Linked DNA regions of Homo sapiens: region 1 is linked to region 2. Evidence: read pairs that join two places in POLR2A ChIA-PET (ENCODE). Cell type or tissue: A673. All regions are shown on one strand. Each heading gives the region's core, and the rest is flanking DNA. Links, peaks and the distances in the headings are about the cores only.

Evidence for each region. Peaks named below come from ENCODE experiments on the same cell type or tissue, not always from the same donor. Only the 100,000 strongest peaks of a DNase experiment are listed, where the experiment ranks them.
Region 1: POLR2A ChIA-PET joins it to region 2 with 6 read pairs; 2 of 35 experiments call an interaction of 5 or more read pairs at or near these places.

What each region holds. Positions count from the first base shown.
Region 1 is chr11:92,289,935-92,295,415 of GRCh38, reverse strand. The region is part of intron 1 of FAT3 (FAT atypical cadherin 3); the gene reads right to left. Among named protein-coding and RNA genes, the nearest start is that of FAT3, 68 kb to the right of the region's middle. In A673, for the core only: no CTCF peak of the experiment used is centred there; no DNase peak of the experiment used is centred there.
Region 2 is chr11:92,534,003-92,539,483 of GRCh38, reverse strand. All of the region lies in intron 3 of FAT3 (FAT atypical cadherin 3), which reads right to left. Among named protein-coding and RNA genes, the nearest start is that of FAT3, 310 kb to the right of the region's middle. In A673, for the core only: no CTCF peak of the experiment used is centred there; a DNase peak (open chromatin) is centred at 2,363.

The DNA.
Region 1 (5,481 bases), core at 193-5,192, 240 kb after region 2:
TACTTCCTTTTCCTCAACTCCCTGTCCAAAGTCCATGGTGACTCCCAATAATCCAACACGGCCTCCTGGCCAAGTCACTTTAAATGCAGTCTTAGAAACCTCTTCCATAAGTGCTCTTGGCAGGCTCTGTGAACCAAGTCTATGGCTGAATTGAACGACATTTTTCATCCCTGCATGAACCTACATGCATTCCAGGGTAAAGAATTATCTTATTCTGTCTTGTACCCAATAGTTCCACCTAGAAGAGTTTATGGCAAGTAGTAAATGCTCAGTAGATGTGAGCTGAATGAGTAAATGAGATGATGACAGGAGAAATGCATTTTACAGAAAACCTCCAGCTTTCTGATGTCCTTTTCTTAGCAGTCAAATTAAGATTTCAGGTTTGCTCATGATAGGGTGATCAGAAAGACCTTTAAAGGAAAAACCATTCCAATGGCCAGTGAATAAAGTAAGCAAACTGCACTAGGATACATCAGTAGGGATTGACAGAGATTACACAAGCACTACTAAATCTTTCAATGATGTCTTTAAAAACACAAGACTTGAAAGAGAAACAGAGAGGAATGCATGCCTGGAATTAACATTCTGACAAATACCTGGCTCCAGGTTCTACATTTCATTTTATTTATTCATTTTCCACCTTTCCAAAGAAAAAGAGGGATGGAGTGAAGGATCTCCATGGTTTACAAAAGGCTCATATAATCCAGCATGATGATATTCAATAGAACAAAATAAGAAAAAAAAAAAGGCAAAATCAGGTTCTGTCTTTTTCTTTGTGTTAGCAATAGACAACAACATAGAATGAACTCTTGATGGCTGTCCTCTTTTCTGCATGACACCTATACTTGTCTCTCAAGGCTCACAAATCACTTCCCAATGGATACCTTCTCTAGCTTGTCCTACATAGGTCCACACTTATCTCCACTATAGTATGACTTGGCAATGGCTCATCTCTGTAGCTTAGGCTCCTTAGCAGTACAACAAAAGTCAGCACCTAGCAGTGTTTGTTGGACAAGTGGTATGGACTGAATGTGTGTGTCCCTTCCACCCCCAAATTCATATGCCGAAGCCCTAATCCTCAGCGTGGCTATATTTGGAGATGAGGTCTTTATGGAAGTAATTAAGGTTAAATGGGGTTATAAGGGTGGGGCCTTGATTGAATAGGATTAGTGTCCTTTTAAGAAACACACCAGAGAATTATTTCTTTCTTTCTGCATGCATGCACCAAGGAAAAGCCATTTGAGGGCAAAGCAAGAAGGCAATTGTCTACAGGCCAGGAAGAGAGCCCTCATCAGAAACCAAATAGGCCCAAACCTTGATTTGGGATTTTCCCAGCCTCCAGAACTGTGAGAAAATATATCCATTGTTTAGTTCACCCAGTCTGTGATATTTTGTTATGGCAGCCCAAGATGACTAAGATGGCAGGAAACTGACAGATTTAATAATGTGGAAAAGCTGCCCCATTGGAAATCTGAATCTCTATCCAATTGTGTACTTGCACGCAAGTGGCTTTAGCCCAATACTGCCTTTCCTCTTCTCAAATCTGGGTAACATAAAACTTCCTTTCTCTACTCCTAGTGGCAGTGTAAGGGTCTGAGTACCTTTGAGTAATAAAAGATCCTTATGAAAGCAAAGCTGTGATGTATTATTACTATCAACATACCTGCAGTCCTTTTCTATGTGCTCTGACCATGGGTCTCCTGTAGCTATGAGGGCTAGAAGACCTCCTGATCCTTTTCTTGAGACCCATCTCTACCCATGTGACCATCATTGTCTAATTGCTCAATTAGGAAAACTGATCACTAATATATTAAATAAAAGAATATGCACTGTATATTGAAATTGGAAGGAATATATTTTATTTATATATATATATATATATATATATATATATATATATATAATCTGAGGTTCTGCTTCAAATTGAAAACTGGTTATATATCAGGGTCACGTGATCATGAGTATGATTATAATTTTCTTCTTTATATCGACATACACTCTAAATGTTCAGCAAATAATTGAATTACTTTTATACTAAGGAAAAGAAAAATTTAACTGTTGAAAAAGAAGAAAAGACTGATGATCTGCCTGGTAATCTCACAAGTGAAAGCCCCTACCCCCAGCAGAAGGTAAGAGAGTAGCACTTGGAGTAAAAAGAAAGCTCATCCCCCCTCCATGGCCTCCCCTTCATTTCTGCCTTCTAGCTCCCACCCTCTTATAGGAAACCAAAAAGGCTCAGGGAGGTTACGTGCTAAGGTTCCCACATTGTTGTTGTCCTCTATCACTTCAGGTCATTGAGAGCCAGCCTTCCTTCCTTTCCTTCCTTCCTTCCTTCTTTCCTTCCTTCCTTCCTTCCTTCCTTCCTTCCTTCCTTCCTTCCTTCCTTCCTTCCTTCCTTCCTTTGCAGAGTCTCGCCATGTTGTCCAGGCTGTGGCTATTCACAAGTGCAATCATTGTCCACTACACCCTCCAACTCCTAGGCTCAAGCAATCCTTCTGACTTGACCTCCTGAATAGCAGTGACTACAAGCGAGAACCAGCAAATCCAACTGAGAGCTTATTTTATTCAGAAGTGTTTGGGATGTCCCATCCTCATCACTCTACCCTTCTTAAAATACCTGTGATATCAGAGTCCAGTGGGAAATGCAGCATTTGCACAATGCATGCTTCTAGCCCACTGCCAGACACACAGATGATTCTCAATAAATGTCAATCCTCTCTCTGCCTACTGAACCTTACACCTAAATGCCTCTTTTAAATAGAAGTGTCATTCCAGGTGGGGAGAATTTGCTATATGCAGTATAACCTCAAATTTTTATACACTATCACAAAAATATGCAGGGACATAAACCGGATTTGCTTAATAAACACTGTAGCATCCTCATTCTGTGTTTTAAAACTACACATGCTAATTTTCTGGAAGACAGAAGGCAAGTGTCACACAAATTAAGTTTCCTCACAAACAAAAGCAGCTGTCTCACCTCACTTCCCATCCCCATGGTCATGTTCAACAACTCTAGCTTTGAAACTACTCTGGAGGTACATTAAAATTTGAGGAAAAATACAGTTCTGGACATCTGGATTCATTAAAAAATAACTTAATGCCTTCTTTCACTAAGGCTAATAATGATAAGCCCATACTTAATGTAGTCACATACTTATGCTAAAGATATACACTTAGCATATTTTAAAAATTATTATTCTGTTTATCATTAATCTAAGACTAGGATTAACCAAAATGCTGTGCCTTGATTACAGGCAACCAATATCCATTAATAAATACACTTGTTTGGATTTCACATCCGTGGTTCAATTTTGCCATTTTTTTAGATAAAAGAGGTTGAAGGACAGGCCAAACTTTCATATGCTAGCATCCACATATACTGTTACTTACACAAATAAATATTTTGTTTGGGGGACTAAACTGCAAGCACTAAAAAAACCATGATATTGCTAAAAGTGATATTTTTTCCTTGAAAAAAATAATTGAATATTTTTAACTGTGTTCTCTCTTCTAGGCTGAATCCCAAAGTACAAGGAGTTGGCCAGAGGAACATGGAAGGCAAGTTTTAACAGGACAGGAAGCAGAACACACAAAGATCCAGGGCAATAAAGAAAATCATGTGTTGGAGAATTTGCATGCTTTTCTGAATGGCTGGAGCACCAATGGTGAGAAAAGTTTTGCAAATCTCCAAAATCCAGTCTAGCTCTGAAATCTTCTGATTTTGGTGATCAGAGTAGATTGGAATTTTATCTGTGGCTCAGGCCTAGGAAAGCAGAAATAACTTTTGGCCACTAGAATACAATGTGTATTTAGACCAACTCTCTTCGTCCAGAGGAAGGAGGCACACACTATATATCTGTAAGGCAAAGACAGAGACTCTGGGCTCCTCTTTCCAACTGAGTTTCTAACTAGCTAGTGTTCCTCCCCTCTACATCCTGAAGCACAGAGCTGGGCTCCAAAGCTGAGGGTTATGAATTAGATACCATCCCAAACATTAAAAATGTGATCTATAACATTCTTACCCTGTCTTCTCTCTACACTCCTTGCTGGGCTTGATTTCATGAGTACAAGTGTCAAGCTCCCACCGAAGGAAGAAGGAGAGAAAGATCCCTTTCATTAACATGTTTAAAGCATCAACCCCTCCAACAGGATAGAGTGCTTGAGATACCTCAGGTCAGCACCTTGACTCTGCCGCCTACACATCTTTGTACTGGACAAGTTACATAAGCTCTTTCAACCTCAGAGTCCTCAATTGAAAAATGGAGAAAATACCCACCTACTTCTGCGCGCGTGCATGTGTGTGTGTGTGTGTGTGTGTGTGTGTGTGTGTGTAGAATAAAAAGCATTTAGCAGAGTAAGAGCTTAATGAGTGTTAGATATTTTTGCTATGGTTGACACCTTAAGAGGACAGCTAAGGGGCTTCTAGCTTCTCATATGTATTTGCAAACTCAAGCCTTTCAAATTAGTATTTAAAATATCACCAGTCTAATTATGTGGAAATTCTCCAATTAGTTAGAGAAGTAACTTGGTGCTACAAGTGGCTGGTGTGCAGCTAAAGAAAGCCACATAAACTCAATCTACTCCTTCTGCTAGTGTTCTCAGAATACCTCTTTTAAAATATATTTTTATTCATTTATTATTTTTTTTTTGAGATGGAGTCTCACTCTGTCGCCCAGGCTGGAGTGTAGTGGCATGATCTCGCCTCACTGAAACCTCTGCCTCCCAGGTTCAAGCGATTCTCCTGCCTCAATCTCCTGAGTAGCTTAGATTATAGGTGCCCACCACCAAGACCGGCTAATTTTTGTATTTTTGTGTGTGTGTGGAAATGGGGTTTCGCCATGTTGGAAAGGGTGGTCTCGATCTCCTAACCGCTGGTGATCCACCTGCCTCAGCCTCCCAAAGTTTTGGGATTACAGGCATGAGCCACTACGCCTGGCCTCTCTTATTAAATGTTAATGCCACAGAAAACAGAACCTTTTGGCCATGAAAAAGCAGATTGTGCTGGAAAGCATTCATTCATTTATTCAATATCCTGATGGCTTATTATGGGACAGGCACCATTAAGGAGCTAGTGATACAGGCTCAGACAAAAAGCTGACAATAATCTTTGCCCCCAAGGGGCTATATTCTAGAGGAGGGAGACTGAAAAGAAAGAAAATAACCGTAATATATAAAGTCAAATGATGCAAAGGACTATAGAGAGAAAGAAGGCAGGAAAGAGGGATAGGCAGGCAATAGGGTATTCAGATAAGGCCCCATTGAGAAAGGGACATTTGAATAAAGACAAGAAGGTAAGGGAGTGAGCCATGCAGATGATGGGGAAGAGCACAGCAGGCTGAAGATACGGCCAAAGCAAAGGCCATCAGGTGGGAGCAGGCCTTGTATACTCAAGGAACAAGAGGGGACAGTGTGTCAAAACTCAGTGAGTAGAGAATGGTAAAAAATAAAGTCAGAAAAACAAAGGGTCAGATTCTGTAG
Region 2 (5,481 bases), core at 112-5,111:
AAGCACAAAATAATTTAAGTCATTTACTAGCTATTACAACCCAGCAAAAGATTGATAGAGTTCTACTGAAAACATCTCTAATATTTCTAAACATATGCAGGCAAATATAAATCCACCAACTATATTTGATTAAGTATAAAAGTGAGAATTTGGAGACTGATTATCTGAGTCCATTTTAAACTGAAAGTCATTTCATTGGGCAATAAAAATACTTAAATATGAAAATTATAGAAATATGTCTAAATCTAGTTTCCTAATAAAACATTTTAATAAATATCCCCATTTCCCGGGCATGAATATCATTTCTTCAGAAGAATGCATTTCTCACTATGACAGAAAACAATTTAACTCAGTAAAAAATGAACAATTTAGTATGTACATAGTCAAGATGAAGCATGTCTTTATAAAATAGGAAATTTTACAAAGAAGAGAAATTTACTTAAGTGGTGGGAGGTAAAATTGGATTTGTCTTGGTTAACTGATGTATCTGCAAAGGCCACACATTTAAAAATGGTCATTGGCAGAGGCTGAGCGTTTTCTGCCTTTAATAGTCTGTTTCTAATGTGATGGATTTATTTTACATCTCCTCACTCATGTTCTCAGAGGCTTTCCTTCCTAAAACAACCAATAAATATTATAACCATTCATTATTGCCAGAAAAAAAGGTCCCATAAGAACCTTAATATTATTTACTTAATCTCTTCATTTTAAAGCTGTGTGGCAGTAGCAATAAATGTCAGTGCATGGTGAAATTATTCTGAACTGTGAGGTCTTAAAGGGGTAAAGTCCTTGTTTTATTCATCCTTGTACACCCTGTGCCTAGCATTGTACCTGGTTTATAGCAGGCACTCACAAAACATGAGTATGTAGTATATATCAGAGACTTTCAAGGCATTTAATCAGATTGATTATTCATCGATTTTCAAGAAAAGATTCTTTACAAGCAATGCATTTAATAATAGCTATAACAGTTAACATTTGTTGAGCACTTTGTATGTGCAAGGCTAAGCTAAGTGCTTTATAAAATACAGTAGCCCGCCTAATTTCCTCAGCATCTCAGTTAGTATACCCATTTTCTTGATAGGGAACCTGAGCTATACCAAGTTAAGAAACTTGGCTATTGCCTTATGGGTAGTATGTGAATGAAATGGGCTTCCAACTGAGAGGATTCCATCCTTCTTGTGGGTGTACTGGTGAATTTCACAGGGTAAAATTCTGAGAAAACAGGTGTTTATCATGCAGATCTTGTTCAACAGGTTAAAGATAAGCAGAATTGTCTAAAATAGAATAATACACTTAATAGAATTGTTGGCAATTTTTATAGAACACTATAGATAACATTTAAACCAGCAAATATCCATCTAAGAACTATTAATAAAGAGAGACAGGGCTTAATTCACATACATGCTGGAGATCATGACATTTTAGATTTTGATCCACAAAATTTCACAAATGAAAGATAAAAAGTGATGGCCAACATCCAAATAGCATCGATGAAAACTCCCAGCAATAACATGACTTATAAAGATAAATATCTTTCCCTGATATCTCCCCCACTTACCCAACCTAAAGGCTTCCTTCTTCCACTCTTTAACAAAATTGTGCAGCAACTGACATCAGGGAATAGCTCTTCTTTCCTGAGCCTCTCTCCTGACTGGGGATCCAGTTAGAGTCTGTTAAGATATTTTTCTTAAATAAAGGGAAATCTATTTCAAACGTTGACAGCAAAATTACGTATTATTATTACAAGGGTATATTAGGGAATTTAAATGCAAGGAGCATAGCTGAGTTTCAGTAATGCCTATCAGAGTTTGTCTGTTGTCTGTCTGTCTGTCAGTTGCTTCATGCACATAGGCACCCTACAGTTCTCAGGTTTATAACTCCACAATTCCACCACACCCAGAAATTATCTCTGAATCCCAATAATAAATTCCTGGAAGAGAGAATCCTGGAACTAGTGTCTACCCCAATCTAACTGGCTGAGACAAGGAGGGAAAGACTGGGGGTCAGTACACACAGGAAAGGAGGCTGCTAAGGGGTATACAGATATCACCAGAGTTATTTACAGCAAGGTATCTTCTCTGTGAGGTTTCAAACCTGCTGCTCCTTTTCACTACACCCTTGAGACTGTCTTCTCCTCTCATGTTCAGCTCTTCTCCAAGTCACCAAGACCTGATTAACTGCATTTCTATCATCTCTCCCACCAGTCTCCTTTTTCCCTTCACTTCAATACCATTCTCATATATAGACTCAAAGACTGTCAGAGATAGAGACGGTCTCAGGGCCCTCAATGGCAAATAAATGTCATTTCGCAAAACCAGCTCCCGCTCAGGGTTAGGTTGAAATGGATGCAAAGCATGAGCATGTATGAAAGGCCATTATAATTGATTAATGATGTCTACGTGGGAGTAGGAAATGCTGTAGCAGTACACACAGCAGGTATTGATGGTTTTATTGTTGCTCAAACTCCTTGATTTATAGGTGAGGATTCTGTGGCCTATAGAAATGAAGTAAACTTGTCCACTGTTAATAATAGTGATAGGGTCTGGACTAAAATCTGGATAAGCTATGACTACCAGTGAACTTTCCAAGGTGTCATATAATTTTACTCTTGGGAAGTTGAAATATTGAAGACAAGGAGAGAGGTTTCTAGGAGTTTGAGAGAGGGTCCTTTGTTTAGCCCCATCACAGTCCACTTATCAGGCACAACTTAATTTAGAGAACCACATATATAGAAATCAACAGATGATCACAATCTTACAAGATGAAATGTAATGAACCCAGGTAAAATGTTCTTCATAATTTGAAAAGACGAACTGTCTAAGGCCTTAATCATACAATGTGGACATTGAATTAGCTAAAACAAATTCCGTCCATATGCAGATAATATTGAACGTTTACTGAGAGTATACTACATGCAAAATACCCTTTAAAATACTTTACATATCTTAACTCATTTAATGTTAATAGCAAGCCAGTTCATTAGTTGCTATAATTATTCACTTCACAGAGTAAACTGAAGCTCAGAGAAGTCACTTGCCCAACATCACATGGCCAAGAAGCTGGGATCAAAATGCAAAGACATTTATTTCTCATGTCCAAGCTCATGATTACTACTCCATCTAGCTTCTTTCCCTCTCAAGGTTATTATGAAGCCTAACTATGACTATGTACAGCAAAGTAGAAAGCAAATGTGTCTTTCTACTACAGAGCAACAGGACTGCTATCAATAACTCAACATGTGTTGGTTTTATAATTTTATTGTTAAAGTTCCATATGCTTTCCCAGAATAATCTACCTCAATATTAATAAAGTTTATGGATTTTTAAAACACTTACACACTTTTATAAGAACGTCAAGAAGCTAAGAACAAAATCACTCAAAGATGACAAAAAAGGACAAGATCAGAATATAAAGTGGTAACAATACTAAAACTGGACTTTAAGTTCTCACAATCAATGGATAAACTACTGTTCAAACTATAGAAACTATTCAGATAGCAACTTCAATGCTTTTTTAAAAAAGTGCTTTCAGAAAATTGCTTTAAAAGACTGAGAAATGACAAAATGAATTAAACTGATGAGATCCTGATTTATGAAGCACACTGAATGCCAGTCAATATTAACTTCTACGTGACCTCATGGCCTTCTGTAAAAACACTCCTGTAAGAAATGATGGTGTTATCCATGGGTTATCTTTCAGAAGTCTTGAAATGACTATAGTAATGCAATGACTTAGAAACAATGAGAGACTTAGAAGTCTCTCATCCAACTTCTACCCTTTTAGAACAACCCAGATAGTTAAATTCAACTAGATCATAAGTACTACAACAACAAACAAAAAAACTATCTAGCTAAAACCAAGCTTGAGTGGTTCAAAAACTGCTAAAGTTCTTACCATTTTGTCTAGTGAAAAGAGTACTGCACTAGGAGTCAGTGGTCCTTCATTCTGCCATGGGGTCTTCCTCCCTCCTTTAGGAGAACCTCACCTTCACAGCTATTCTCTGAATTGCACTCATGTTAGCTTCCTAGGGCTGCTGTAACCAAGCACCACAAACTGGGTAGCTTAAAAGAACAGATATTTATTCTCATAGAGTTCTGAAGGCTGAAAGTTCACAATCAGGTTGTTGGCAGATTCATGGTCCCTATCAGGACCCTAGGGAAGCATCCTTCCCTGTTTTTTCCTAGCTTCTGGCAATCCTTGGAATTCCTTGGCTTGTGGCACCATCACTCCAATCTCTGCTTCTAACTCCAGTCTCTGCTTCCATCTTCTCAGGGCTGTTGTTGGGGCCTCCAACACAATAACCTCAAGTACAGCACCTTGGCATACGGAGTATTTTAAGCTAAAGGAAACTGAGAAAACTACAGAAGCATAAAGGTATCTCTGACCTTACCCTCTTATTTCTTTTAAAGACCCTCATGTGACAGGTGTCCTGCCTTATACCTAGAGGGAAGGAATGTTACACAAAAATGCCAAGAGGAATCTACACAAAGAGGCCTTGCTACATTGCCCCTTATTACCATTAGGATATACGCTCTTGGTCCAAGCATACTTCTACACAACTGTCCATTTTTCATCAAACCTAAACGTAAAAATAACACGGTTTTCTCTTGGCTTTGGGTTTTCATTTCTGAAGACTCCTCTGTCTTATGTGGCTTCAGTTAAATACATTTGTATGTTTTTCTCTTGTTAGCCTGCCTTTTGTTACAGGTACTTCAGGCATGAATCTTGTCTTCGGTGACGAAAATGTTACTTTTTCTCTGCACGTTGTCTTCCTTCTGGGTCTGTGTCTCTGTGTCCAAATTTCTCTCTGTTTATGAGGACACCAGTCACTGAATTAGGGCCCACACACATCCAATATGAATTTATTTTAACTTGGTAACATCTACAAAGATCTTCCTTACCAAATAAGGTCACATTCACAAGTGTGGGCTGGGAGTTGTGTGTCTTTTTGGGGAACAATTCAACCCCTAACACACCTATAAAACAAAGAATGTGTGCTTAATCATCTGAAAGACTTTCCCCACAAAGTTCTAGGATCATTAATTATTTATTTAGTTTGCTCATGTTTTTCAAATTCAATAGCATTTATTTTTAGCATTAAGTCCATCAATCAGACCAATCCTAGCTCGGCACTGACCAGCTGGGTGACCCTGGTCAAACCACTTTTGTGCCCAGAGCCCAGAGTTTTGTTCCCCTCCCCCCCCAGGACTGTGGTTATTGCTGAATGAGCTAATACATGAACATGTTGGCATGGCTCGAGACAGTGAGTAGACCTGTGCTCTGGGTTAAGGCTCCTCTTTCCACCATCCCTTCATACTTGATAGACAAGGGACACACAGCCCAGCAGTATCTAGGAGTCTCCCTAACAATGGCATCCAAGAATGGAGAGAGGCGGGCAGTGGTTTCAATTAAAATTCACTGTTTCCCACAGAACAGAAGAAAGTAATAAAGCAATGTAGTAAATTACTGCTGTGGAAA